Linked DNA regions of Mus musculus: region 1 is linked to region 2. A link is a loop called in an ENCODE intact Hi-C map of the cell type or tissue named here. Cell type or tissue: left cerebral cortex. All regions are shown on one strand. Each heading gives the region's core, and the rest is flanking DNA. Links, peaks and the distances in the headings are about the cores only.

Region 1 (15,811 bases), core at 5,129-13,128, 310 kb before region 2:
AATAGCCCAATTATCCTCCGTGGCTGTTAACACTTCAATTTGCTTAGCATTATACGGTACTATTAGACTTTCAGGTGCAACTCCAAAAAACTGCATGCTTTGCTGTATACCAATCAGAGCCAACTGAGCTACTGAGGCAGGATAATAAACAAGTGTCTTGTCTGGGGAGATTTTTGGGTGTGTCCATAACAGGGGAGCTCCCTGCCATAAAACCCCAGTGGGTTGCGACTCTGTTTGCAGTACGCACAAGATAAACTGTTTGGACTCATCTCGGCATTTCAAGGTAGCACTCTGAATACTCTGTTCTACTAACAACAAAGCCTTCCTGGCAGCATCAGTAAGATATCTGGGAGAATTTAAATCTGTATTGCCTGGTAAGATATCATATAATGGCTGTAATTGTTTACTGGTCAAAGAGAGATAGGGTCGGACTCATTGAATATCTCCCAATAACTTTTGAAAATCATTCAGGGTGCATAATCCATCTGTGCGAAACTGAATCTTTTGAGGGGACACATATTTTGACGTAATTTTTGTTCCTAAATAATTCACTACAACATCCTTTTGCACCTTTTCTGGGGCCACTACTAAATTCTGTTCCTTCAACTGTGTTACTACAAAGCTATAAGCTTCATCAAGCAAGGCATCCCTGGGAGCCGCAAAAAGTATATCATCCATATAGTGATAACACTTCACGTTTGGAAATCACTCTCGAACACCTTTCAGAGCTGCATCAACATAGCATTGACACATAGTGGGACTGTTCGCTATCCCTTGTGGCAGAACTGTCCACTCAAACCTTTTATCAGGTTCAGAATGATTTTGGGAGGGGACAGTCAAATCTTACCATATCATTTGATGCAACAGGATGGAGAAAAAACAATCTTTAATATCTAAAACTATAATGGGCCAATTTCGGGACAAGGCTGAAGGCAATGGCAGTCCCCTCTGTGCAGGCCTCATTAAGATTATTTCTTATTTATTTCTCTAAAATCATGCAAAAGTCTCCATTTTTCTGATTTTTTTCTTTATAACAAATATTGGAGTATTCCAGGGAGATGCAGAGGGCCGAATATGTCCTAACTCCAATTGTTCTTGTACCAGCTCTTTCACAGCTTTTAATTTTTCTGAGGGGAGTGGCCACTGAGGAACCCATACTGGATCCTCAGTCTTCTGTATAATAGGTAATGCTCCCTCAGTGGCCCCTAGGAAAAACCCAGTCTGGTCCTCTCATTCTTTTTGCAAACCGGCATTGGAGAGGTTCTACCTTGCAGAAATTGCCCTAATCCTTTTCCAGGAATATATCCCATGTCCAGCATCATGTCAGGGCCTTGCTGCCATAGCCTCCTACATCAGTCAGAACAAAGCCCATCTGAGTCATCATATCACAGCCCCACAGAGAGACTGGAACAGCCAACACATATGGCTGAAACTGTCCAGAATGTTCTTCCAATATAGGAAGCGGGAACTCATTTTGGGCATCTGAGCGTACCCGAGTCCTCTCAGAGTTTGTTCTGACTGTTGCTTGGGCCAACCAGAGGGCCAATCTCTGGTACTGATGATACTACTATCAGCACCAGTATCTAGGAGACCAGATATAGCTTTGCCTTCAATCCTGAGCTTCAATAGGAGTTGGGTATCAAGATTTAGAGAGCAAAATATATTGGAGGTCCCAGTAGAGCCAAATCCCTTGTCTCCCCGTTCTGAATCTTTGGCTGGAAATTGTGAGTGACAGCTGGGCAAAAGGAGCAATTGAGCTATTCTATCACCAGGGGAAATGGCAACGATGCCTCTAGGGGAAGATACCATAATCTTAACCTTTCCTGTAAAATCTGAATCGATTACTCCTGGATGAACTATTAATCCCTGCATGGTAACAGAGCTCCTTCCCAAAATCAGTCCCACCATATCAGCTGGCAGTGGGTCTTTAAAGTCTGTGTCCACCAGCTGGACTCCCATGTGGGGTGGTAATATGAGTCGGGTGGTGGAACAGAGGTGGAGTCCTGCACTCCCTGTTGTTGCTCTCCGGGGTGACTCCATTGCATCGGTGGCCTCAAACTGGGCCATCCCTCAGCTACTGCCCCATATATTTGAGGGCCCTGGGGTCAGGGGCCCCTTTTCAAGTTTTTTGGTGGGGCAAAAAAAACTTGACATCTAATTCTTTATGCTTATATGGATTAATTGCTTGCCTGCATTCTTTGGTGCACTGTTCAAAAATCAGCTGCTTCAGTAGAGGCATGGCAGCATCAGGGTCTCCAAAAACACAGCCTCCTGCATCTACAAGATGAGCCACAAAGTCAGCAAAGGGCTCTGTGGGCCCCTGAACAATCTTGGTCAGGTTCCCACTCACCTCTCCTCTATTCGGAAGAGACGCCCATGCTTTAGTCCCTATGTTATTAATTTGCTCATACACCTGGATGGGATAATTAGTTTGAGCTGCTACAAATCTTTCTTATCCCAGCAGCATGTCTTGATCCCAGGCTGACTGGCCATTGCCAGCATTGATTGCTGCTTGCTCGGCAGCAAACTCAATGAAAAATGCCTTTTAGTCTAGATATTGGCCTGGTGACAATCAGGCACGAGCCAGATTCTGCCAATCACTTGGAGTCATGCAGTAGTGGTGCAGGTTCTCTAATTATGCTCAACACCTTAAGTTCTAATCCCTTCCGCTAATCTTTGAACAATCTTCCAATCAAGTGGCTCGTGATAATGACCTCCCTGTGCATCCTGAAATACAGAAATCACTGGTCTCGCAGTTCCCTCCAGGTTTCTGGGCGCAAACTACCCCCCAATGCTCTGTCAGGGGCATACGGAGGCAGCCACAACAGTCCTGGCACCGAAGGTTCTACCTTCATTTTCACTTTCTCTAGACTGTTGGCTATGCTCTCCAGATCATCCTCAGACATATCCCCATCACTAGAACTTCCTTCTGCCTCTGACTTTTGGGATTGCTCCTCTCTCACCTGATTCAGTGCCACATTGCCCTTTTGGAGTTCTGCTCCACATCTTTTCTTATCCTCGATACAATTCCGTACTAGTTTCCACACTGGCAGCACCCCTTTAGCGAGAACCCCCTGTTCTTCTGAAAACTTCAAGTCCTTCCCTAACTTCTCCCAAATGGGCCCTGTAAGATGTCCTGATACAGAGAACCAAGGAGCGACCTGATCCACTGCTTTTAAAATTTTCTCGAGGGTCTACTTTTTCAGCCCAATTCCTTTCACTTTCAGCAAGCCCTTAAGGGCTTGGTGCACTGTTTGACCTGAGGTTGAATTTCCCATGGTGCTTGGTGCAACTTGTCCCAAAACTGGGAACCTTATAGTCTCAATCCGAGAACTTAACTTGTCCCAAAACCAGGAACCTTATAGTATCAATCTGAGAACTTAACTTGTCCCACTTACCTAGGAACTTACCAGCTAGCTGCCCTGACTGCAATGAGTTCTGAATGTCCCCGTACGGGCCACCATTTGCTGCTTCTGTCTCCGACCAGCAGAAACGAGCGATGACAAAGCATTCTTCTCAAAGCAGTTTATTCAGGAACCTTTCAACATGCATGCAGGAAAAAAAAATCTCTCTTCTTTTTTCTCTCTCCCCGCCCCTAATCACAATTCCTTATATAACCCTCCTACCATGCATGCCCCATCAGTCCACATAACAGCAGTTCATTGGCCAGAATCACCACTCATCATATGGTCCGATCTTGCATCATGGTGCACCTGTGCAGTTCTCACGATAGACGCGGCTTATTTTCAGGTGTATGAGGAAGTCAGGTGCAAGTCATAAGACTTGGCTGCAGTTGCGGGCACCATCTTGGGACTGCTGCCACACGCGCTCCTTACACACAGTTCTATTTTTGTAAGCATATTAATTCTTTTTGCATCGTGGTGACAAAAATACTTGTAAGAAACAAGGTAAGGGAATAAAGTTTAGTGCATAGCTTCTGGAAGATTCCATTCCATCACTGTGAGGAAGACAGGGCAAAGTATGAAGTTCATGGTAGCAGAAGCATATGAGAAAGACTGAGCTATTCACATCATGACCGAGAAGGGATTGGGGGGTACCCATAACTAAGAACTATGCTATAATACAAAATTTCCCTCAGCAATCTGCTTCTTGGAGGTAGGCTTTATCTTCTGAAAGTTCATAGCCTTCCACACTAGCACCATGAAGTGGGTACCAAATATTCAAAATATGAACTCCTGGGGGACATTTCAAACCACTATAGTGGAGTTTATCTTGATGACCCAGTACTTTCCTGACCTAAGCACTTCCCCCAAGGCTTGACCCTCCCCTTGGAAGTTAGGATTTTAATGTGTAAATTTCGTAGGAATATGTTTCAGAGTTATAATCAATAGTACTATTTGAGAAAATTGTAAAGTGGAATTGTGATATTAAAAAATAAATTACCTAAGCAAGTGTCTATGTTACTATAATAAGTCCTATAAATACTAATATCCTGAGTAAATATTAGGCAGTAATTATATAAGCATGTAGTATATATTCAAGAAATATATATTTAAATGTGTATCACATTATTTTGCTGAGTATTTATGTCCTGTATTCATACTGAAGCCTGAATTTAGGGTCTTGATCATGCTAAGCACAACTTCTACCACTGAACTGCACCCCTACTCCAAGCATTCATACTCAAAGACATAATAACACCATTATTAGTGTTCACATTCCCAGATTAGCTAGTATTTTTCTAAGTACTGGCTGTTTATAGAGACAGACAATTATCATAATAGTTGATACATCAATTTCTTACACTAATGGTGAACACTAGGTGAACCATTTGCTAATATAAAAAGCAAACCTTCCAAGAAAAAAGTCCACTCACTTATCCTTGGTTTATTTTGCTGGTTCTGAGAAATTCTGTGGTTCAGAAACCTGAGACCAGAGAACTCACCGCTATTAAAAATGCTGCCTTGGGTCCTAAGAATACGTAGTTGCAATTCATACCTTTTTGCCCAGAGGGTACATAACTTCCATAATATTTACTCTATATCTTCTGCATTAGAGAAGCCATGGTTGAGGACTGGTCCAGTTCCTGAATTTAGACAACACTAAGGAGATCTTAGACATTGGATCATAAAGTATCACTAAATCCTTAAGTCTGCATTGTCCTCTATCTGTTTGTAAGTTGTATGTCATGAAAAAAGAGACAAAAATCAAGAGACTGGCATTATTATTTTCTAACTTGGTGACCCTGATTTTCTAGATGTCATTGGGAGACAGAACTACCTTTCTGTACAGCAGACTCTACTATTGTGGTGTGCCTGGAAAGAGAAAGGGTGCAATCTGACGTATTCAGGCATGACAATGCCAAAGCCACATCTTGTGATTCAGGTTTATTATTCCTGGAGGAAGGAAATTTTAAGTTCAAATTCTGTTTAGTTTATACAATGAGCTTAAAGCTGTCTTATATTAACTTCCTGAAACCCTGTTTCAATGAGTAGTAAAAATAAAAACAATAAAAGAGAGGAATGAGGCTATAACTTTGTGGTAGACCATGTGTCCAGCTTGCCAAATACTGGGGCTGGAAAACAAAGTTGGACAATTAAGATAGGGGCTTCAAGGAGGAAATGGGGATTTGACACTTTTACAGAAAGTCATTAGAATATCTCTGTGTAGATTTTCCTTTGTGAGGAAGAAGAAAGACAGAGATAGACATTGAACCCAGGACATTATGCATGCATTCATGCTAGACTTCCATTTTTTAAAATTTCAGTGAGTTGGTTTTTCTACTGAAGCTGTTTATCAGTTAACTTCAAGTTAATCAGATGTTCAATTTTCCAATTTTGATAATATCTTGTGGCTACTTGTAAGAACTTTGGGTTTCAGTAGCTCTTACTTGACCACCAAGTGGAATGATTCTGCATTACTCTTGGTTGACATGGACTGATGCACTCATAAAAGCAAATATTTTCACTAAGGGAGCCCTTTCCATGGATCATGCCTTGTATTGAGGGCATCATGTGGGTTACCACATTTATTCCCTGTGTGACCCTGGAATCACTTCCTTAGTTTCAGAGAAGATACAGAAATTAAAGGAGCTCCATAACAGGATAAAAATTTGGCTTAGGATCCCCAAAGTTTAGTTTATTATGTGGATATCTGTATATATTTTCAGGTATTCTAGAAAATGATCTGTTTGTGATTTCCTTCTATGTTGAGTAAGAATTTCTATTTTATGGAAACAAGCTATGGAATGGATTCACAATCATTTTGCAGCTAGAAATATGCATCTTCTCTACCACTATGAAATGTGTAGATTTAAAAGTCTAATGCTAATGTACAATGATGATATAAAAAATTTAAAAAGTAGTTATTATTCCAAAATGATACGGAGTCATATGCTAGTATAAGTAGATTATTCATATCTTTAAATCAAATATATTTTGCATCTTGAGAAACAAAAAACTTAGAGTACTTCATTAATTCAACCATTGTTTACCCATCCATCCATCCATCCATCTACCCACCCACCCACTAATCCATATATGCTGAAGATCCAAACTCTAGTCCTCAGATGTACACTGCAAGAACTTTTTATATTTTACATTTAAACAATCCACATGAACAGAGAACCACTGAGCAGATCATTACAAGTTTTTATCAAGTAGCTGGGGCTGAACAAGGGGATGACGATAGAAGTAGCATGAAAAGTGAGAGGCAAGAAAGAATAGGTGAATCCAAAGTTCAACAAGAAATGAGGATATAGAGTGATGGGGATGAAGAGTGAAATGCAAACAGGAGTTCTGGGTTTGTATGTTGCAGGGCCAAGCTCTGCAACACAAGTTCTGTGTATACCTAAACCTGGGGCAGTCCTTTCCTGCATCCAGGTCTTGGGAAGATTCCAACTGCTCAGCCCTATGAAGGCAAGTTAGCTGTAAAAGTCACCCCTTTTGTGGTTTGAATAGGAGGCCCATCAACTGGTGGTATTTGGCATTTACCTTTCCAAGGGTGCCAAGTTTCCTCTGACTCCAGTGATAGTGGTGGCAGGATGTGGATGGAAGGAGGGGAGTCCTCATCAACCTTCATTCTCTGGACATTTAGTCAATAATTCTCAGCTTTCATTTTGAATATGATTTTATCTTGTTGGCCTTTAAAAAACAACATTGCAAGAAAAACAGAACTATAGAACAAAATGTAGTCAAGGTTGCTTAACTATGAAAAGATTGATATTTCAAGTATATTGCCTCTAAAACAAGTAGGACTATATCAAGTGAAAAATATACCTCAAGGGGGAGATAACCAGAGTTTGAAGAGGCACTAATGAAACTGATAAATAAAGAACTTTAAATAGCTAATATTATTATGCATTATTATATATAAATTGTTATTATTATATATTATTTAATATACTATTAATTATAAAATCCTATTTTAATTTTAGTTTTATTTTATGTATGTGTATCTTTGTGGGCATATGTGCTCATGAATACTGATTCCTTCAAGACTAGAGAAGATATGAGATATCTTGGAGATGGATTGAGCAGGCCAGTGCTGGAGCTAGTAATCAATCTTTTGTTCTTTGCAGAAACAGTAAGAAGTCTTAAGTGGTAAGACATGTCTCCAGCCTCCATTTCATTGTCTTAATCAAATGTATGATTTTCCCAGAATATTATCTCTATATTCATTATCTTAATTTCATTTTTCTTTCTGTGATAGAGCACAATCACAAAAGCAACCTTTGACAAAGAGTTTACCTTACCTTATAGCTTATAGCCCCTCAGGAGGCAAGTCAAGGCAGGAACTCAAGCACGGCAGGAACCTAAAGAAAGGAACTGAAGCTGAGACTAAGGAGGACTTCTACTTATTGACTTGCTTCTTCTGGTTTGTTGAGTTTTCTTTCCAATAGTATCTCTTTCCCAGTGGTGACACCACCTACAGTGGTTGGGCCCTCCTGTATCAAACATTTTTCAAGAAAATGAGCTAGAGGTTTGCCTACAGACAAGTAAGGCATTTTCTCCGTTGAGGTTCCCTCTTCTCAGATGAGTCTAAGCTTGTGTCAAATTAACAACAACAACAACAAAAAAAAAAAACTAACAACAACAAAAAAAACCCAACAGCAAAACAATCACATTAAATGCGAGTCCTATCTCCGGGTCTCAGACAAGCTGCTCAGTGTCTCTCCGAAGGGAAACCCCAGTGAAATCTAAGTTCCGAACCCTGAATATGGTTGACATGCACTGGAACGACACTCTGTTGTTACCAGCAGATGTCACTGTTTACATGTAAAACTTCAGCAGCCCCTCAATGCTTTTACATTAGTTTAATTTGCATTTTCTTATTCTAAAACAAAACAAGCTCACTCACAGTTTCTTGTAAAGCCGTATCACGTCATAATTTTTCTTCTGGAAAAGAACTGTGTGTCCTCTAAGGAAGAATCATACATGTGAATGGAGACACACTTTTTCTATATTTAGTTACACTATGAAGGCCCATCAGAAAAATAAACATCACTGGGTGTGGTAACACATATTATCAATTCCAGCACTGAAAGGCTGAGGTAAGAAGATCAAGAGTTTGAGGTCATCTTAAGCTATGTAGCAAGACTCTGTCTCAGTAGTAAGGATAATAACTGCAGAACACCTACCGATCATCTCAGGTTAGGTTCTGTGATTAGAAGCATCCAGAACCAGATAAAAAGCTCTCCTCTAGGATTTCGAAACCCCTTTTGAAGAGATTAGACTCAAACAAAATGTAGTACCTTAAAATGTTTGCAGTCAAGTCATGAAATAAAAAAATGAGTATTATTTTTTATTAGGAAGATTGGAAGATATTAATGGTGAGAGTAGGTGGAAAGATTTATTAAAAGGAATGAATTTATGAAATTCCTAGCCAAATGGATGGACCTGGAGGGCATCATCCTGAGTGAGGTAACACATTCACAAAGGAACTCACACAATATGTACTCACTGATAAGTGGATATTAGCCCAAAACCTAGGATACCCAAGATATAAGATACAATTTCCTAAACACATGAAACTCAAGAAAAATGAAGACTGAAGTGTGGACACTATGCCCCTCCTTAGAAGTGGGAACAAAACACCCTTGGAAGGAGTTACAGAAACAAAGTTTGGAGCTGAGATGAAAGGATGGACCATGTAGAGACTGCCATATCCAGGGATCCACCCCATAATCAGCATCCAAACGCTGACACCATTGCATACACTAGCAAGATTTTATTGAAAGGACCCAGATGTAGCTGTCTCTTGTGAGACTATGCCGGGGCCTAGCAAACACAGAAGTGGATGCTCACAGTCAGCTAATGGATGGATCACAGGGCTCCCAATGGAGGAGCTAGAGAAAGTACCCAAGGAGCTAAAGGGATCTGCAACCCTATAGGTGGAACAACATTATGAACTAACCAGTACCCGGAGCTCTTGACTCTAGCTGCATATGTATCAAAAGATGGCCTAGGCGGCCATCACTGGAAAGAGAGGCCCATTGGACACGCAAACTTTATATGCCCCAGTACAGGGGAACGCCAGGGCCAAAAAGGGGGAGTGGGTGGGTAGGGGAGTGGGGGTGGGTGGGTATGGGGGACTTTTGGTATAGCATTGGAAATGTAAATGAGCTAAATACCTAATAAAAAAATGGAAAAGGAAAAAAAAAAGAATGGATGAAAAATCTAAAGTGTGTGTTCATCTGGTTCACAGTGGAAAAGTACTGTTTTGTTGTGTTGTTTTTGCTGAGAGATGAAAATATACATTTAGATAATATAGCTAATGAAGCTATGAAAAATGAAATGGATTTCAGGGTGCTGTTATAGGATCTGGGAGTAAGAACAGAAATGTCAGTGATGATCAGCCAAGTGAGCCTGTAATCTCTCTGCTTGGGAGGCTGAGTCAGGGTGATTGTCTCAATTCCAAACTCAGTCTAGACTTCCTAGTGAGTTTACAATAGGCTGAACTACAATGTGAGAACCCATCTTACAGCAAACTGAACCAAACCAAAACATAACCAAACAACAACAACAAAACAATAACGAAAATAAATACATGAAAGGAAGTGAAGATTAGAACCCGGAGATAAAAGGAAAGAGCCAGTTATTTCAGCCTCTTGTCCAGGTACAGTCATTCTGTCTTCTTGTCCTTTCAATCCAACATCTGATCACAAGGTCAAATACTAAAACAACACCTTTAATTTCAAGGCCATTTCAACAAACTCTAGGATATATGAATGTTGTAGGTATACAAAAAAGAGAGTGACTTGAAGTTCATGAGCTAGGGTGACAGAGAATGACTTGGATAGGAGCATGTTTAGTCAATGCTAACCATCTTAACTGAAACTGACCTGGGCCAGTCTGCCAGATCTGTGAACCTCCAGAGTTTGAAAATGGAATCCTGTCTAGAACTATATTCAGTAGTCATGAACCTAAAAGCAGAAACATAAACATGGGAGACAGAGAGAAGACCCCAAGTTGTAATGTGGAGGTTCATGTCTTTAGAAGTCATGTCATTCTATTAAATTACACACATGTTATGTTTTGACTAAGGTTTGTCGCGAACTCACATTAGCGTTTGACAGATGTACGACCTGTGACAGATGACTAAGTCATTAAGAGGGGGCTGGATATGGATGCTAGAATAGGTAAGTAAAACCAGCTTCACTCGTCTTGCTTGTGTCTCTTCTACCATAACCAATTATTCTGCCCTGTTAAAAATCTCCACTGTTTTGCCAGGCACAGCCACTCAATCCTGGATTTCCAACTTTAAGAGCCAAGGGCTTATAAATTATTCAGGTTCATGTATCCAACAGAAAATTGAGAAAAGCAATAAATACATTCAGGAAGGAAAATAGCTAGGCATCTCTGCCTTGTGTGATATGGTCTTAAATTCTTAAATTCCTTTTCATTTCCAAGCCTTGTTGCATTCATATCATTAGGAAGCCTTGGATATGCATTTCTCCACTCATTCCATGGTGCTATAGTTTGGGTGTAGAATGTCTCTGAAAGGTTCTGTATGCTGCAGCCACTGGTACTACTGGAAGAAAGGCATTTTCAGGAAGTAGAGCCTAGTGGAGGAAGTTGCATCATTGGGAGTATGTTCTTGAAGGAGATATTGGGGCCCTAGCTTTTTCTTTATCTCTTTGTTTTCTGGCCCCAAGGTGAGCAGCCTTGCCAAACCCTGCTCCCATGATGTGGTCCTTCACCATAAAAAAGCCAGAGGGACATCTGCCCATAGATTGAAATCTCTGACATGTGGAGTCAAAGCAAATCTTTCTTATAATCTTATCACCCCAGATATTTTATCACAATGATAGAAAGGTGACTCACACACAGTTTCACCAAAATATCTGATATCTCCAAATGTTCCTCTTTCAGGAACCACTTTAAATCTCTGTAACATTGACATTTCAATATGAAAGACCCTGATCTCCATATAAGGAATTTTCTGGAGAGAGAGAGAGAGGGAGAGAAGGAGAGAGAGAGAGAAATAAAGAGAGAGAGAGAGAGAGAGAGAGAGAGAGAGAGAGAGAGAGAGAGAGAGAGAGAGAAATGTGGGATGTGGCACTGAATTTAATAAATACAAATTCTTTTCCAAAATGTCCTTTCCTTTCTTTCTTTCTCACATGGTTTCTCTCTAACCTTGACAAGCTCTTCAATACACATGTTCCATAGTTTGTTCCCTGTGTGTTGGGGATGAATTATACTTTTCAAGGTGGAGTGAGATAATAACTTATGTCAAGTTCTGTGAAACTGTATAGTTAATAAGCATGGTAGCACTAGCTCAGTGTTTTCCTTTCACCCCTGTCTTGGGGAGTTTGAGAAAATACCTGGTAAGAGAGAGAACAAGGCGATGATGATCATGAATATTTTGTTTTACCTGGGCTGGAGAGAGAACTTAGCAGTAAAGAGTAGTGGCTGTTCTTTTAGAGGACCTAGATTCCTAGGGAATCTTATAACTTCTTCTGAATTCTTCAGGCATCAGGAATATTGGTGATGCACAGAACATCTATATACATAAATGGAAAAAATAAAACTCTATCATTTGACTAGAGATAAGAAATTGATGGGCATGAATGTCACATTTCTAATCTGTTGAGTGGGTGTTCAATAAGAGTCAATAGTTCTTCTGTTTAAACCACATGTACTTAATTTGCACTCAGAGAAAGCTGGTGGAATTATTCAGGCCAACTGAAAATTAGAAAATAGGATGCCAACAAGGCCAAGGTTGTAAAAATACTGAGCTTTCAATCATAAATTAGCAAGAGAGGTCACTTTTATTGATAGCAAACTGTTGTTATGCAGAAATCTTTTTTAAAAAATCCCTTTCAGAGCTTGAATTTTATTTTTCTTAAAAACAAACAAACAAAACAAACTAAAAAATCTTTGGCTTATGAAGTTTCCCTGCCCAAAATGTAACAAAAAGTTTATGTCTTTGTCACAGTGAGTGCTTGTGGATGTTAAATTAGCATCCTTGGCATCAACAACTCCTATGAGACTGTAGCTACCATGACAGGTGGAGTGGGATTTACTTCATTACTTGAATAGATCCTGGTTTTAGGAAGTTCTGTGTAACTTAAAGAAAGTTAATATCCCCAAGGAAGTTCCCTGAGTTCTTTTTTTTCTTTTTCTTTTCTTTTTTTTATTAGGTATTTTCCTCATTTACATTTCCAATGCTATCCCAAAAGTCCCCCATACCCCCCCTACCCACCCACTCCCACTTTTTGGCCCTGGCGTTCCCCTGTACTGGGGCATATAAAGTTTGCAAGTCCAATGGGCCTCTCTTTCAGAGATGGCCGACTAGGCCATCTTTTGATACATATGCAGCTAGAGTCAAGAGCTCCAGGGTACTGGTTAGTTCATAATGTTGTTCCACCTACAGGGTTGCAGATACCTTTAGCTCCTTGGGTATTTTCTCTAGCTCCTCCATTGGGGGCCCTGTGATCCATCTAATAGCTGACTGTGAGCATCCACTTATGTGTTTGTTAAGCCCCGGCGTAGTCTCAATAGAGACAGCTATATCAGGGTCCCATCAGCACAATCTTGCTAGTGTATGCAATGGTGTCAGCGTTTGGAGGCTGATTATGGGATGGATATAAGTTACAATTTGCAAAACACATGAATCGCAAGAAGAACAAAGACCAAAGTGTGGACTCTTTGCCCCTTCTTAGAATTGGGAACAAAACACCCATGGAAGGAGTTACAGAGACAAAGTTTGGAGCTGAGACAAAAGGATAGACCATATAGAGTTCTTATGTATTGCTGAAGTTTTTGCATACCTCCTTTTGGCCTAGTAGAGGCCAGTAGTTTGTCTATGTTCATTCCTCAACCACACATCTTTTTCTCTGGTCCCTCTAGGATAGAGGCTGCATCCTGTTAGGGACAATGTGGGAGCAACCAGCTCACTCACCAAGCTCTACTTGTGCTCTTCAAACTCTTGAAAACTGAAGGCCTGGGTTTATAGAGTACTTAAATATTCTCAGAATTCCTGGATGGCTTTCTTCATGAAGTTAGACCTCTATTTTAGTGAGTAGAAGTGTTGGTGGCAGGTGCCAAGAAGGGTACATATTACTTTTGGAAACTGTACATATTGCTTTTATTTGGAAAAAAAGGCTTTTTGCACATATGATTAAGTATCTTAGCGTGAAGGATTCTCCCTACATGTAGTCATACGTATACATATAAGAAGGAATAAGGAAATGAACATGGACAGAACAGTGGTTGGAAATGAAGGCTACTGTGGATGACAGTGCCCAGAAAGAATGAAATATTTTATCACAAAGACACACTTTTAAATTGAGACTAAGAATTATTTTTATTGAGTTTATTATGGGGCAAGACAATAGAAATCTTAGTAAGTAATGTAAATAAAATTCTCTTTAATTTTCAGTTGGATACATGACTGGTCTTTCCACATTCAGCTCATGAAAACTGAAAGCCAGAGAGAACTTTCTTGAATGGACCAATATATGTGTTCCAAGTTACTCCATCATCCATGGGTCTTCTACTCTATGTCATGATTTTAATAATACATGGTGGAACTTTCTTTTGTATGAAGTGAGGACATGGTTAATATATCCCCAGCCTTCTGGTATTTTGCTTAAAGGGGGTGAGGGGAGAAAAGAATCCAAATAATATAGGGAAAGGCTCCAGAAAACTGCAATGACTATATATATATACATATATATATATATATATATATATATATATATATATATATATATATGAGAGAGAGAGAGAGCATTGGGGGAACTGTGAGAGAGGCTCCAAGAAAAAAAGGAAGAGGTCTTTTACCTCATATGCATTTTGTTGCTTGGACTGTTTTGGAAGTGATTCCATGCTTCCTGTGACAAACATTTACATTTGATTTATAAGATTTATTATTTTGTTTGTTCTTGCTGGATGTTAGAACATGAAAGGATATGTTGAATGCTGTCCTTAATGCACCCTGAATCTGGATATGGACTTCGGCTTGCTTTTGTGCTTTCCCAGGTATAATCTGTATTATGGCCAGTTATTCTGTTAAAGTTGGTCTGTCCTGAGAAAGTTCCAGGAAAGTGCTGCTCTGCTAGTATTTAGTATGTGGTTACTTGCATTGTGTAAAGGTTTTTCTGATCATGTTTTTCTGAATTCAAAAACCTTTGAATCATTGCTTTCTTTGTTACATTCATGCAAAAATAATAAAAGCAGATTAATTTAAGTAACATTGTCACAGCATTAGACTGTAGTCTGACCCATTTTTTCAGGTCCTCAGGTCTTACGTCCAGCACACAAGATTTGCATAGATTCACCAAAAAGCAGACATATAATATGAAATATATATATATATATATGATATTAATGTGTATATACCTATACATGTATATAATTATATACACATATATATAAAACACACACATATATATATATATATATATATATATATACATACACATATATATTGTTGTTTAGTCCATGAGCCTGGATATTTTAGCTGGTCTTTAATTTATATTGGTATCTTATATTCATATGATATTCTTAGAGAAAACTATTGTTTGAACCCATAATAAATAGCCATGTGCTCTTTACATACTTTCCCCTGTTCTCAGTCTCTAAGGTATATTAGAGCTAATGTTTCACACAAGAAAAAAAATTGGTAGACTTTGTTCTAAGTAATCACCACATAAAAGTCACCCTCAGTGACCACTGTTTGCTTTAATAAGTAAATAAGAGAGACTAAAATAAGAGAGACTAAAATAAGCATCCTGTCATTGAAACTCAGCATAATGTTGCATAGGAAGACCTCTTGATGGAGAGAACCAGAGCCCAAGAACACTCAGAGAGAATGAATGCTTAAAAATCAAAGGTGGCACATGCCTTTAATCCCAGCAATTGGGAGGCAGAGACAGGCAGATTTCTGAGTTCGAGGCCAGCCTGGTCTACAGAGTTAGTTCCAGGACAACCAAGGCTACACAGAGAAGCCCTGTCTCAAAAAGAAATCAAAAACAAAAGAATCAAAGTGTCCCACAACAAAAATGCACAACAAATAGCTCAAAGAAAATGTACATGGAGAGACTAGGGTGGAATGTAGTAGCTCTGAACTCTACACTATTCAAGTCAAGCTCATGTACTTATAAAAGAACAAATATGCGTGGCCACAATACCCTAACCTTCACCAGAAGCCCCACATGTGCACTGTTCCCTTGATTGTATAACATGAAACTCATGTGAGAAGAAGATAATATCAAACACTGGATCTAGCCTAGGTTTTAGATTCCGGTAAAAAAAAAAAATGAAGGTAAACATCAATATCACTGTCCTCTCTTTTCCTGTAAGACATCAAATGAAATATTTACCTAGACATCTGACTCCAATTT
Region 2 (15,811 bases), core at 3,408-11,407:
CCTATCAATGGAACCACACACTGAGGCAAACACTACCCTCTCTATACAATGGCTTCTATATTGCAAGATAGTTTACATGGTTGTTTCGCTTGCTTCTCTGGTTAACCTGGGGCTGAAGGAGCAGTCATATTACCTACAAAATTACCCCAGAGTACAGAAATGCAAGGTAATTCCTCTAACTGCCAGCTCTTGCAAGGAGATGATGAGGACCTAAAATTCTGAGTTACACTTTGTAAGTAACAATGACCAAGTTTGGATTAAGTGGACCATAAAACAGCACAATCTGCAGGCATGCCTAGCAGTGAGTTTGGATGCATACCATGGCTCTCTAGCAAGTAGCTTCTCTCTCATAGAGACTGGGGGGAGGCCACTCTGAGAAGATAACAGGAGCAAGAGCCCTTGAGCCCCTGACCAAGGACAGATTCTGTAGCTGATGTATTTTGTGAGCTAGCCCCCAATACGCGTATCAGGATGAGGTAGGCTGAGGATTCCATCTCAGGGAAGGATAAGGAACTCAGCACAATCAGGCCTGCTCCTGGGAAAGGTACACCCCTCAACCCAGATCCCATCCTGATATCCACTCACCTACATCCATAGTCCTCTGTACTGTTCCCATGAAGACAGCATTAGTCTGGCTAGCTGAAGCAGAGCTTCTCACTCTGTAGTGTCTTGGAGTCACAGGAAATTCTAAGTATGCTGCTGCCTACAGCCCACCTCCAGAGAACCATCCAAAGTGAGCAATGGAGCAGGGGTTCATTTGCCCCAGAGTCCATCCCATGGCCTACTTAAATTACTGTGCCCAAAAGAGATGCAAGAATCAGAGAGATGGCGGTAAGGATACAGTGGTCTAGGCAGGTGGCACTTTTTTGGCCACCTGTGTCTTTATGTCATGCCTCAGCCAAAGCTTTATGGAGAAAAAGTAGAAAAACTAACAAGTGACTAATTGGAAAGCCAGGTATGAACTACGTCATACTGTACTGGGTGTTTCTCTCTATAAACGTGCCTGCCAGGAGGACATTTATGTTGTCATTATAAGAAAAGCTTGAGTTAGTGGAATAAAATCCACAGATGAGGTGTCTTCCCCAGTGTCCAGAAGAAAAGGCAGAATTAGGATGCTGAGCCAATTGAGAGGTAGGTGCTGTGGGTGAGCCAAAGGCTACAAGCCACTCTGTACTCAAGACTTCATATATTCACGCCTTCATATGCCCCTTGCACATAACTAAACACATTACTAGTATTAGTCTTCTCAAACTTCTTCTTCTGACAACTCTCTATAGTTCCCAGGCCTTCATCTCTAGCCTTTTCAGGACGTACTTCTAGAGTGCTGAGCAACTGACACATGCTGCTCCATCCTCTGGACACTGGCCATTCCATTTCATTTTCCATGATGGCTATCGCCTTTCCTCGACTCTGCGAAACCCAGAATATCCCTTCCAATGTCTCCTCCATTGAGTACTGCCCATGTCGGCATTTCTTTCACATCAAAGATGATGTTCCTAATTTGTAATTTTCCTCATGGCCTGGCCTCTTCACTGACTAAATACAACATCTAGGCAAAGGGTCCTCAAATCTTTATCTCTAGGTCCCACCCTCACCTCAATCCCTGATGTGATTTAAATGTGACATGGTTGTCTTCCAAGGACACAGAAATTAGAAACTTGATTGTGTGTGTCAGTGTTAAGAGGTACTGGCAACCTCACAGGGAAGGAGGTTGCTATTAGCCCTTCCCTAAGATCTGCCTTTCTGAATAGAGTTCCTACTCATTTATAATCCCACTACAATGCCATTGACTGGGAAAACACATAGCTCGGGTTCCTTGCCACAGCGTGAACCAATTTGTACTTTCAGATGTTGAAACCGGTACATAAACATCTTTACATTTACCCAGATTTTACTATCAAATCAGTCATTCTGTTTATGAATTCACCATCATCTCAAGCTAAGCAAACCTCAAACCCACCTTCCTATCTCATATAGCTTTCTTTTTTTTATTAGATATTTTCTTCATTTACATTTCAAATGCTATTCTGATATCCATAAAAGGCAGACAATTCTTCCAGCCACCTTGTGAACTACTCTCCTTCCTAATGACCATCTCTTATCTTCTGGCCCTTCTCACCGGGTACTCGGTATTCCCTGTAGCAGCGAAACTAACAGCAGCTTCTAGGATGACAGTGGTCAGTATTTAGAAGGCACTTCCTATCTTCTACACATTAAATGAGCTTTCAACAGTGACCCGGAGGGTACCCTAAAATTATGCCCACTACTAATTATCTAGAAAGTATGGTCTCCAGAACCTGCCAACCTCAGTTTGAGTGCTAGTTAGAGTCCTCAAACTACCTTCTAAAGATTCAGAAAGTACTTAATTGCTTGAAGGTCCTCAGGGGAGGGATGGGAAGTGGCTGATGAAAGATTCATTCTCCTTTACTGTGAACGAAACCCTATGAGAGGTGATGAATATATGAACAGTTATCTGCACATGTTAATGCGGTGTCACTTAGAAACTTCCTTCAGGACTCACAGGAGGCAAAGGGAACAGAGCCCAAGGTCTAGGCCAAAAGCCATTGGGAAATGATCTACCCTTTATTTTTGATTGAGTTGGCAACATGAAATTGCTTGTTCCTCCTTTATTAGTTATTTAATGTCAAGACTCCTTAAACACCTGGCATCTCCTCTCTGCAGCTAATTTGGTCTCAGGATTCACAGAGGTCCTGGAACTGGTGCTCTGTTTGTGAACTCCTAGAGGCTAGTTAAGCAGGCCAGAAGAAGATAGGCCAGAAGACAACAAGGACAAGAAAATGCACAGCACACTGGCTGGGTGGTAGCACATTAACACTTTCCTTTAGGAGTTTAGCCTCTTTTGGTTTCTTAAAGGGATCATCTAACAACTTCCAAGTTCTGAACTACAGAGCAAGTCCAGTGAATGGCTGGGTCATCTCTGGGGCACAGAAGTCCACTTTACCTTCTTCTGTGAAGCTTCTGTTTAGTAACAAATCCCATTGTTCCCGTGCCTGGACTGGACACAGGCAGCAGTGCAGGGTACTATCAGCAAATCAGGGATTCACACAGAGAGAGTTCTTCAATATGAAGCCCATTTCCAGGAGTCCGCTTAAGAGAGGAGGCTGCTCTGCATTGGACAGTGGTATCACAGGGATGCTGAGGGAGCTAAATCTTTGAGTTCTGCTCTTACAGAAAGGGTCCAGAGGCATGCCATGGCAGCCTGAACCTGATATCCTTAGACTTTTATCACCTGCTTCATTCTCCATGAAATAGTTCACACAGCTCCACTTTGCAGTTCAGGAATTCCAGATACATGCTACTCTCAGTTCACTGTTTCTCCTACACTAACATTATCACTATTAGGAATTTTTCCAAACAACCACTAAGAACAGACTGACTGATATAGTGAGTGACCTCCTGAGCTCTACATACCCCTGACCAAGATTCACCAAGTGTCACTTTACTCGGCCACTCCCGGACCATTTATCCACCTTTGGTCTTTCTGCTTAGGAACAAAGAAGGAGGCTGACCTATTGCACATAGAAATCTCTTTTATACTAATTAGAAGGAATAAATATTAAGGCAGTAACTGCTACTGCTGTATTGTCAGTGTACTGGCTAGGACCGATATACAGCAAATACTCTAATGCATTGTTCAAGAAGGAATGTATTTCCCCGGTGCTTTCTGCCTGGCCTCTGACTTCCATTTGTGAAATCATATATAATGGCCATAAACTTCTTGTCCCTTGTCATGTTCCTCAATCTCTCAGAGGGAAAATCAGTCACTCCTCAATAACACAGTGCCTTTGACAAGCTCCCACTGCTGACAGGATCTTACAAATTACTTTCAAGGTCAACCAAAAATGATGTATGTGGCAAAGACTATCCAAGAACATGTTATGAATCTGTGTATCTGTGTGTGCATATGGTTTAAAAAAGAAAAGTAAGAAAGCTTGCAAAGATGCATGATACTCACATGTAGCCACGAAACCTACTCAGGTCATTGTTTGGCTTCTCACACTCGATTACACTGGTGAACGTCAGAGGGTTGAATTCAGAAACCTGAAATAATAGTACATACACATTAGAGAAACCTAGGCTCTGGTCTAAAAGGCTCTTGTTCATCTGCTTCACACCCATAGTAGGGAAACCATCATGGACTCTGGCTAGAGTTTCTACAGAATGCCACACAGCCAGTGCTTAATGCATGTTTTCTCATTTTAATACCAAACAATAACTAATTGTTTTAACTATGAACAGACTTGTGGATAGTGAGATGAAATGATTAGTTCTAATGCAAAATCAGAGGCTGAGATAACAGAAAAGGAGGCACCAGCAAGGAAAAGGGATGGGTGTGGTTTCCCGAGACACATAAGAGCCTTTCTAATTCTTCATAGCAATTTAGAGGAGTAATTCCTACTTGGAAATATGAATTTGTGCTAAAATCCCATTTGCTCGATGTGCTCTAAAGATTCTTCCTTGACCTTTGCCAGAAAGAATTTAAATAGCCACGTATGAGCAAAGAGCTCAGCGCCTTCACCATGACTGTGCTGTAAAAGAAATGGCAACTCACTGTAAAGAGAATGTTTAGATCTTTCCATTGGTGGAAAAGATGGCGCCTCCTCCAAAGAGGTAAGAAGGAGAAGAAGGGGAAAGATAATAAAGGAGAAATATGGAGTCAACAACTCTAATGAGCCCAGTGAAACCGAGGGATTTGTTTCTTTCTCTCTTTTTTTTTCCAATCAGCCTCTGGTCAGGTTCATTGGATTTTCTGTCAAGTGTCACAAAACAAAACAAAACAAAAAAAAAAAAAAAAAAAAAAAAAAACCCATTGAGCTGTCTTTGCTCATATGCATCACTGGAAAACCAGGCTGAAACATCACAAAAAGGATACATTTAGTGCTGACATCAATCCAGGTAAATTGTATTCCATCACAACAATGTATCACAATGTATCTCCCTGAACACAATATAGCCATAGAGGAAATTACTCAAAAGTCACATTTTAATGTTTCCTATTGTGCCCCGTGTACCTTAAGGAGGAATTATCTGGCAATACTAGCCCCAGTACAATAGCTAATTTTGAAATATTTAAGTTTTCATTTATTGTGAAGTACTAGGATTTGAACCTCTGGTATTACAAAGGTGGTCTACCACTGAGCTCCGCCTTTGGGTCATGGAATGCCATTTACAAAGGCTTTTCTTTTCTTTCTTTCTTCTTCTTCTTTTTTTTTTTTTGTTTGTTTTGTTGTTGTTGTTGTTTGAGACAGGGTTTTTCTGTGTAGCCCTGGCTGTCCTAGAACTCACTCTGTAGATCAGGCTGGCCTCGAACTCAGAAATCCGCCTGCCTCTGCCTCCCAAGTGCTGGGATTAAAGGCGTGCGCCACCACCACCCAGCTTACAAGGGCTTTTCTTAAAGTCTCTTAGTCATCACAAGTCTCTCTCCTTTACTGAAATAGCCTTGCATTCCATTTGCAGAGTCAGGCTCTACTTCAGCTTCTAGTGTTTATTTAAAGCTTTATGAATTATGGTGACACTAGAGGACTGCTTTTTTCCCATAGCAGACACTGGCAGATACAGCATACAAGAGGGCCATGAAGGGAGTAGCCTCTGAAGAATGCCAGGATGAATTTTGGCATACAAAGAAGGTATGACTTAAAATATTCCATTTCTGTTTATTATTCATTCTCACTAAGGAAAAAAAAAGCAATATGCACAGCTTGAAAACAGTAGGACATTCTGTCCCCAGGGCTTCATTACTGCATTTGTAATGCTCTGTCCCAACCATGTGTCTTGGGAAGCACACATGCCCAGGGCCCAGAATCTTGTTTCATCTGGAACTGGGGAGGACTTTAAAACTGGAGGAATCTTCAGTCTATTAGGAGCTGAACTGCACTCCTCTCGTGCACAGAATGCACGGGTTGAGGTGATAACCTTCAGGAATACAGAATGTGCTTGTGTTTGGAGACAGGCCCTATAGACAATTAATTAAACTAAATGAGGTCATGAGGCTAGGCCCAATCCAATAGCACTGGTGCCCTTATAATCAAAAGCAGATATGACACAGGCACATGGAGTGAGGGTAGGTAGGGCAAAGATGAGTCTATAGGGGAAAGATACCCATGGGAGAAGTCTCAGGAGACATCAATTAAACTGTTGATCCTTTCGACTCAGACTTTCCGTTTTTAGAACCATGAACGTGTCTGTTGGTTCACCCTGAAGTCTGTGGCAGCCCCAACAAACCATACTAAGGCCACTTCAGTTTCTCATTTAAAATGTCTCTCACCCTGGAGATGGAACTCAGTGGAAGAGCACCTGTCCAGTCTCTGTAAAATCCCAGCATAGCTGTCCAGCCTATATGAGACCCTAGGCATCTGTCTAGCATATGTGAGACCCTGTGTACAGCCTGTATGAGACCCTGGCACATCTGTGCAGCCTATGTGAGATCCTAGCACATTTGTCCAAAATATGAGATCCTAGGTGCCTGTCTAGCCTATATGAGACCCTAGCACATCTCTACAGCCTCAATGAGACCCTAGCATATCTCCCCAGCTTCCGTGAGACCTTACCACATCTGTCCAGACTATGAGAAACCCCAGGTACCTGTCGAGCCTATAAGAAATCCTAGATCTCTCTCCAGCATTTGTGAGACCCTAGGTACCTGTTCAGCCTCTGTAGGATCCTAGGTCCCTATTTAGCATGTGTGACACAATAGACAACTGAGTATGTGGGCAATTTTGTCTGTATCTACCTCTTCTGTTTTTATTTTTTAATTAGTTTTGTTAACTTTCAACTTTTTTCTAGGGACTGGGCCCAATGTCTTGATTACACAAGGAACATGCATTATCATGAGCCACACCCACAGCCAATACAAATGAATTTTGAAAGTCTCATTGCTTACATCAGGGTCAGCATGGTCAACCTAGTAACAAATATTTGATAACACAAAAATATCAGGGGTTGAGCTTGGGCAGTGCTCCTTCAGAGCTCTGCTGGGAGAGTTTTTTTGTTTTTTGTTTTTTTTTAAGAATGTATTATTTTTAGTTATGTCTCTGTGTGGATATGTACTCATGAGTGCAAGTGCTCTCTCATGACAGAAAAGGGTTTCAGATCCCCCTAAAGCTAGAGTCAGAGCCTGAATGTGGATGATGGGTGCTGGATACTGAACAGGGGTCTTCCACAAGAGCAGGACATGATCTAAATTCCTGAGCCATCTCTCCACCCACCTCAGTTTCTACACCACTGAGAAGTTAGCATTCTTAAGGGTTTGACCAAGGTCAAAGAGGCCCTGCAATAACTAGAGCTGCCTTGTCATCGGAGACACCCAGTTTCACCAGAGATAGACACTTGATGTTGCCTTAAAATGAGACCATACTATATCTAATACACCAGTAACTGTGCAGTAGATTCTAAAATTTCTCTAAAAGAAGGAGGATGATCGTGATGGCTGCTCAGTGTTACAGAAGCAGTAATTCCTACAAGGGTGATGCTCACATGCACAGACCAGCCTTGAGCTGAAGCTGCAGCCTTCAGCAATTTGGCCACAAGAGGGCAATAGTCTGGGATTCACTGCAACTGACTATAGGGAAGGTTCCGCCACTGGATAGCAGTTGCTACATAGCTCCCTGGCTGTGTAATGCTCCAAGTGGCTGTTCTTCTGATGGCTCTGAATGTTCAGTACATGAAATAACATAGGTGGACCTTACTAGCTGGAAAGAAAGAAGTGGCATGGCGATGCAGCTGAGAGTCCTCTTCCCCTTTCCTTGAACTTGCAATTCTGCTAGAAACTGCATCATTCTATGAAGCAAAGTCATCAAAGTAAGTGCTACTCCTTTCTTTCAGAGACACCCGAAGCCTCCAAAGCAGGGTATCTTCCTAATGCTCCATCCACTTCTTTAAAGCTGATGATTTAAAGTATTCAGGAGGATCAAAACACGTACTATGGACATGTGTGCTATTCCTGACAAAGGACATGAGCACCTGCAGATTTTTATATCCTCAGGATGGAGGTGGGGAACCTTGGAACCAATTCCCAACAGTAAACTGGCATTTCACACTTGCATTAATTAAATTACTCATAATTATTCAGTGAATGCAAAGCAGATTTTCTGCATCTTACTACAGCAGTAGTGGCAACCAAAAGGACATTTCCAGTTCACAGAAGTGAAATAGGCTAATCTTTAGGCTTAGCTGATGAAGTGTAAGGACTGCACAGGTGCACATTCTGTGCCTCCGGTACAGCACTGCCTACAAGAATCTTGACGAGCTACGAGGTAGAATTAAGAGGGAGACCTCCTGTCAAGGTCGTTTCATGACACTGGCCCTGGTGAGAAGGGATGCTGTGTGCAGCAGCACCTCCTAGCTGGCCAGAACCACTGCCTACTTCTGCAATAAGCACGTTTGGAAAACACTTCATTCTGTTCTATCAGGACCCTATCCCGAAAACATCCTCACTATCACTTGTCAGAACAATCCTAGGCCAAAAGAAACTCCAGGTCCTTCCTTTACCTTCAGTCTGTATGCCACCTCTGGACATCAGCCCCTAAATGTTCGCTGCCTGGAACAATGTCTCTGACTGGTTTCCTGTATTATTAGGTCTTAACACTTGCCATAGGCTTGGGCCAGGCTAGCCTGAGCACAGAAGTATTTTTCTGCTATTTCCTAGAAACAAAAACATATTTCAAGACAGTGGTGAGAATCTGTCAGGGTAACTATCCTGACCACCTTCCCTGTCCTCATTCCTGCCCCAGTGATTGGGATAGCTCTCCTCGCATTCTCTCTCTACGAAAATGGATAGCTGCTCTGGTACCTAAGCTGCTGTCTTCCCAGGAACTTCTGATAGCATCCTAAAGACAGCAGGCAAGTGCCACTGTTTGGAACTTGCACAATGCCCTCCATCTACCCCAGGTATACACACACAAACACGAACACACACAAAGACAGAGACAGAGAAAAGGAGGAGAGAGAGAGGGGGGGGAGGGAGAGGGAAAGGGAGAGAGAGGGGGGAGGGAGGAGGGAGAGAGGGAGAAAGAGAGCACATGCATATTAGCCTCCTGCTTCTCTGGGAAAGGCTGAGAAGACCTATGGCTCCTTCACTGGACCACAGGTCCCTTGAGAACAAGAACTCTGTACCCCATGAGCCACCACAGAACTTGATGTTTAGGGATGGTCAAGAGGTAATGCCTGCTTATGTTCCATACTCTTCTGCATTACCACAAACCTCTGCAGTGGACTCATTGGGGATAAAGAGGTAGAACGCGTATTGACTGCTGTTTGTCAACAGTAGACAGGCTTTGCCTGGCACTGGGGAAGGTACGACTGTTAAGAGGCTACGAGAGATTCCCCATAGTTCCAAACACCAAAGCCTTTTCTTTTACAAGGCCAAGCATGTTTCATCTCAAAAAAAATGTAAGATGATTTCTCCACAGCCTGTAATCTCGTTCTATATCTCTTGACAGTGTGTGAAAAATACTGATCTAATTTAGGCAAGCATTTTAACCCAAATTGATGAAGTAATTACCCCATTCTACTTCTGCACTTGGAAAGCAATCTGTGCTGCACACAAGCCTGGCAGTGTTGCGAGATTTCCCAGGAGGCCACTGGGCCAATACTATACTAAATGAGTGGGTGAACCAATGAGTGGGTGAACTTTGCCAGCATTGGTTGGACTAATCAAAATCTTCAACTTGTTAAGGAAGTTATGGGTCCAGTCCATTATGGCTCCTCTGACATGTAGGAGGGAATTCAAGCCTGTTTGTTAAATAGGTATGTGTTCAGATGACATTCCTCCCATTTAAATTAAATTTAATATACCACAATTGCTGTGATGGTGCTATTTAAGGTACTTCTATTATGCTCATGCATACAAGTGACATAGTATATGTTCTGGTGGGTCTCACAGTTCTATGTGGGTCTCACCATTTCCTGGCATCATCATTTCCAGGGTATCAAAGCAGATGCCCCAAGAAGAGCATCAGGTCCTTCTTCAGGGACAACTTCACACATGTCCATACCATTGGGGGCCTCCAGGAAGCCCAACATATCTGATAGGTATTGAGGACGAGAGTCTGGGTCTTTACACATTTCTCTTCTAACTGCAAATTTTCTTGTCATAAACCCAAGTATTAGAGATTAAAGGGACATTTCTTTGAGAGTAGAAAGCCAGCTTTTCCCTGATTCCGTTCTGCTTGTAGGAGCCGTTCCCTCCTCTCCCTTCCCACCTTTTAGTCCTTTGTTCTCTTGCCTCCTGGCTGGTTCACAGCCCAGAACCCTAGAAGCTCCATTTAGATGGTAGCAAAAATCAAAAGGCTCAGAGTACCGTGCTTGAGCCTGAATTCTCAAAATCAAAGCCTTTCTTTCCCTCTTGGCCACAAATACTTCATGCTGCTTTAGTGGGCCAGTTGTCAGCAGAACCCCACATTACCTTTTATCAAATGTGTTTAAGTGCATCAAAGACTGATTGTGCATTTAGATAGCAAGTAATGAATGCTGTTTCACCCAGTCCTGAAATGAGGGCTGTTCTTTAAGATAGCTGGCTTGAAAGAGTCTGTACTTATTCCAGCACGGTGCCGCCGCAGGAAGCACTCTGCAGTGGCGCTGCTGAGCTAAACTGCACAGCCAGGGCACAAGTCCAGGCTCTACTCTGTTCTGTCTCACAGCCAATAACTACTTTGTGCCTCTTCCATCACTAACAGTGGCAGGGATGACATTAGCAAAGACGGGCTGAGGTCTGTGACCTACGTGTCTTAGAGACCAGTGAGCCCATCGCCTGGTGCGAGAAAAGGCTATCCTGCTGAGACAGACCTAGGAAACACCCGTGAGGTTGTTTTGTTTGTTTGTTTGTTTGTTTTCTTTTTCTTTTTGTTTCTTTTTTTTTTTTAAATGAGGCCATAAAGAACTGCATCCCAGAGAATAGCTGAATTGAAAGGAAGATTTCTAGGACCCAGAGACAGAGGGACAGGTACCTAGAGGTAGAAAGCAATGGAGGCCTCAGGTTTACTTATTAGAAAGCAATAGTACATTTCTCTCACAGGTATTTTTGAGGAAAATTAAGATGAGGGATAGAAAAAGACAGGCAGCTAATGCATTCTGAATCCAACTTGGAGAATGGCCACACAGATGGCAGCTGGGATATGACATTCTAGACCACATCCAGATTAGCTCCTCCATCAGCTTCAAAAGGCAAATCAGCCCAGCAATCTAGACCAGAGCTCCAGCTTCACACAAGGACATGCTGGGACTGAATGCTAAAGTCACTTATCCCAAACACCAACTTTAGCAAAAGATGAAGAGGCATCAAGCCAGGACCCACATAAGGCAGAAACTCAAGAAAGCTGAGGTCAGGTCTTGCCGGGGCCCCTTTAACTCACAGGCTTACTCGCTCTGAAAGAGGAGAAGGAACACCTGAGTGTGCCTAATGGAACAAATTCTATACCCTAGGGGGTTTGTATTCACTTTACTGTCACTGCATCAAATAACCACAGATAGGACTCAGAAAGCAACACAAGTCTGGTACCTAGCTGCTCTCTGGGCTGAAGTCAAGGTACAGGCTCTGAGCCAAAGAAAACTCCAGCAGAGAATCCACCATCACCCTGGGCTTTGGGATTCTATTCATTTTCACAATCAACACTGGGAAGAGTGATCCTTTCTCTTGTGGAGTCACTTTGATAATTGACCTTTCGCTTCTGTGGTTACACTAAATTCCCAGGGATAATCTGGGACCATCTTCGCATCATGGAAGAAGCTGACTATTCATTTAATCTCATTTTCAACCTCAGTTTCCCCATCATTAGCTCAATATATTAAAAGGCCGAGAGGCTTGAGATATAGACTACGCCTATAAAGAGGTTTTTTTAAAAATGAGTTCATGGAGAACTGCACCCCCAAGAGAATGAGGGAACCGAAAGAAAGATCCTCAGCATGGAGACTGCATAGGGGGTACCGTGTAACCTTGAGTTAAAATAGCTACCCAGCTGAGAGTCAATAGGGAGGTTAGAAAATCTCAGTCCTAAAATACAGATTATAGTGATTCCACACAGAGCACACACAGAGAGAAGGGTCCCCTCTCTGTGTAGAAAACTAAACATGTACACATATGTACATGTACAAATACGCATATATGATGCAAGTTCTCCATGTATTTGTAGGGATCAAGCTTCCGAGTGCAATTCAGATCCATCACCAAAGATCTCTCTCTGAGAGAGAGAGAGAGAGAGAGAGAGAGAGAGAGAGAGAGAGAGAGAGAGAGAACGCGAGAGAGAATGAGATAGAAACAGTAGTATAACACTTTCATTCACCTTTTTTGCTATGGTCATGAAGCCAATGAGAAAAGTGAAATTTTAGAAGTTCCAGAAGCTAAAATGCATCCAAGTAGTTTGTGAGCCCTCAAATTCCAATTTAAAACTTAGGAAGCCTTTATTAGATTTGGGAAGTATTTAAAAAAAAAGACCTATAATAAATATCGGAAAGAGTCATTTGGCACAGAGCATGGTGTGAGCTACAGGCTGGGAATTGTGGACAGAGTGTGAAGAAGCTGGAGGGAGAGGGGGAAAATCACACAGGCAGAAGTGAATGAGCCAGGACTGGAGGGAAAGAAAGCTGATGATGTAGCATGTTGACTGTAAGGCACAGAAGATTAAGCCTTAAATAAAAACAAATTGAGGCAGACTATTCTTAGGTATATGACATGAAAGTGCACAAAGCTGGTCAGATTTGCAGCTCATATTTGAGGATCCAGCATCCAGGGTTAAGGTGGGAGGGAGGAATCTTGTCGTCTAGGAGCAGTACTTTGAGTGAGACTCTTTCTCAAAACAGTAATATAACAACAACAAAATGCTGAAAAGCAAAGAAGATAAACCAAATAAACAGAAAAAGTGTGTGTATGTGGGGGTCGGGGGTGAGGGGGTGGGCTGGAGAGATGCCTTCATGAGCAAAGGCCCTTGTAGCACAAACCTGGAGACTTAAGTTCCATCTCTGTAACCAACATACATAAAGGAGGTTTACGACTCTGCAAAGTTGTCCTCGGATTTCTACACATGTGCGGTGACATATGCCTCCTTATTTCATTCACACATGGGAATAGTAGTCGTAATAATAATAAATAAAAATACAACAGGATAGAGAAAATTGCTGTCATGGGTTAAGACTAAAGAAAGTACTAAATAAAGCTGTTTAAAGCAAAATAATTTTTAAAAAGTCAATCCTTTTAAGACGGCTAATACATGGAAAGAATGAATCCAATAAAAATGGTTGAGGTGTCATTGCTGAACTATTGGTGGCAATGTCTCAGGGGCTTGCAGACAGGTATGGTTGCAACTCATGAATGCCTGCACTCCAAGAGAACAGAATGCTAAAAGGAATTAGAGCATTCTTGCACTGTCTGGGAGAGTACAAAAATAAATCTGCACTGTAATGTGTAGTCTAAACACGAAAATAGCACCAACAGACCATCTGAAGAGAGAATGATAAAACAGTCAATAGAAGAGAAAGGGGAAAATAGATCAGGCAGGACAAACAAAAGCTACATGTGCTAGAAGGGAAAAAAACCTATCAGTCCTAAGGGACTGGAGAAGTGGCTCAGCAGTTAGGAGCACTTGCTGCTCTAGCAGGACACCCTTGTTCAGCTCCCAGCACTTAATGACTTGGCAAATCCTAACCATCTGTAGTTCTAGGGGATCTGACACTTTCTTCTGGTCTCTGTGGGCATCCCACAAATAGAAGTACTGTTTTAATATTTAAAAATATCTCTATTCTAAGGAGGAATGAAGTATCCACACTTTGGTCTTCATTCTTCTTGATTTTCTTGTGTATTGCAAATTTTATCTTGGGTATTCTAAGTTTCTGGGCTAATATCCACTTATCAGTGAGTGCATATCAAGTGACTTCTTTTGTGATTGGGTTACCTCACTAAGGATGATATCCTCCAGATACATCCATTTGCCCCAGAATTTCATAAATGCATTGTTTTTAATAGCTGAGTAGTACTCCGTTGTGTAACTGTACCACATTTTCTATATCCACTCAAACACTACTGCATATGCCAGCAAGATTTTGCTGAAAGGACCCTGATATAGCTGTCTCTTGTGAGGCTATGCCAGTGCCTGGCAAACACAGAAGTGGATGCTCACAGTCAGTTATTGGATGGATCACAGGGCCCCCAGTGGAGGAGCTAGAGAAAGTACTCAAGGAGCTGAAGGGGTCTGCAACCCTATAGGTGGAACAACAATATGAATTAACCAGTACCCCCAGTAGCTTGCATATGTAGCAGAAGATGGCCTAGTTGGCCATCATTGGGAAGAGAGGCCCCTTGGTATTGAAAACTTTATATGCCCCAGTACAGGGGAACGCCAGGGCCAAGAATTGGGAGTGCGTGGGTAGGGGAGCAGGGCGTGGGGAGGGTATAGGGAACTTTTGGGATAGCATTTGAAATGTAAATATCTAATAAAAAAGAAAAATAAATCTCAGTAATGTTTTAAGATAGGCCAATTAAAATCTTTTAATGGAATCACAAAGACTGTTAGACTGAATCTTTTTTAAAACACCCAAAAATATTATTAGTATAAAAAGTAACATAAAAAATTATAGATACAAGAAAAGAAGGTGAAAGGCTAAAAAAAAAAGGCGCAAAATAAAATAACTAGTGCAGGGTAACAGAGAGAAACCTCGTATAACTGTAATAATATCAAATACAATTCAGACTCAAAAGACATTCCCATGTAAACACAGATTACGAATATGAAATGGCAACAGTTCAATTTGTTAAGACAATAAATTTCTAACCTTGCATGAAGCAAGGAAAACCATACATCCTTGATAACTGCTTCACATGAAGGAGACCAAAGGGAAGTCTAAACCTGTCCTGTAAAAAACAGTCAGAAGCAGGTGGTTTCACCAGCGAAGCAAGCGAAGAGTGTGGAGGAACCACACTCCATCCAATGAGAACAAATACTTCCTAAAGCTGACACCTGCTTGCAACCCAATATAAACAGAAAATCACATGCCGCTTCAATTATTGGAAAAAAAACCCTTAATAAAATGTGAACACACTGAGCCCGCTCAGATATAAAGATATAAATAACACTATACTAGGAAAGAGAGACGTTCTAGGAGCTCAATGTCAGCAGAGCATTAAATAAATCAGTGTAATAGCCTCATTGACACAGGAGAGAAATCCTGATCGTCTCAGGTGAAGCAGAAAATGTATAATTTTCAGGATACAATTCAACACTGATTCATGATATGTTATCAGAATAAGAATAAAAGGATTGTTATCTTGTAAAATTATTCACTAGTATCCCAGCTTAACCTCAATATCATGGTACAATGTTCCGTTTCCCTTTAAAAGTCCAATTTCAGATGTTCAACTTTAAAATGGGAAAACATGCCCACACAACTGCCATGTTTTTCAGTTTCAAAATAATCTTCATTGTTGATACATTCAACAATTTATTTCAATGTAAGGCTCAGTGATTCTGAGCACGTTTGGAACAGGTCAGGGTAAGCCATGGTTTCGGTTAAGAGTACTACACTCTGGACTGAGGACATGTTCAACCTAACAATGTGCTTATTAGACCATAAGCCCATCAGAAGCTTAGAAGCATCTATATTTTGTCCACCGTTTGTCATGTCAGACTCTAGGGTCAGCCTGCTTCCTATCACCAACCCTACTAGCCAAAGTATGTGCCATAAGTTTCAAGATTTCCCTCCCAGCAGAAGACACTTTTCCTGTGAATATTACACTTATCTTTAAAGGCACTTGGCTATACTGCTTACAATTTTTATGCAACAAAAATGAACAGTCTGGATGGAAAGG

What was found. Peaks named below come from ENCODE experiments on the same cell type or tissue, not always from the same donor. Only the 100,000 strongest peaks of a DNase experiment are listed, where the experiment ranks them.
Region 1: it touches region 2 in a loop (2.7-fold over the local background); 3 of 42 quality-filtered maps call a loop at or near these places.

The regions. Positions count from the first base shown.
Region 1 is chr7:59,072,706-59,088,516 of GRCm38, reverse strand. No RefSeq gene overlaps it. Among named protein-coding and RNA genes, the nearest start is that of Ube3a, 150 kb to the left of the region's middle. In left cerebral cortex, for the core only: a CTCF peak has its summit at 8,221 (motif pointing right); a DNase peak (open chromatin) is centred at 8,219.
Region 2 is chr7:58,762,206-58,778,016 of GRCm38, reverse strand. Atp10a (ATPase, class V, type 10A) reads right to left here. Exons shown (of 21, transcript NM_009728.2): 3 at 3,977-4,062. Among named protein-coding and RNA genes, the nearest start is that of Gm39019, 39 kb to the right of the region's middle. In left cerebral cortex, for the core only: CTCF peaks have their summits at 7,520 (motif pointing right) and 10,589; DNase peaks (open chromatin) are centred at 5,465, 7,535, 9,585 and 10,584; H3K27ac peaks cover 1,156 bases.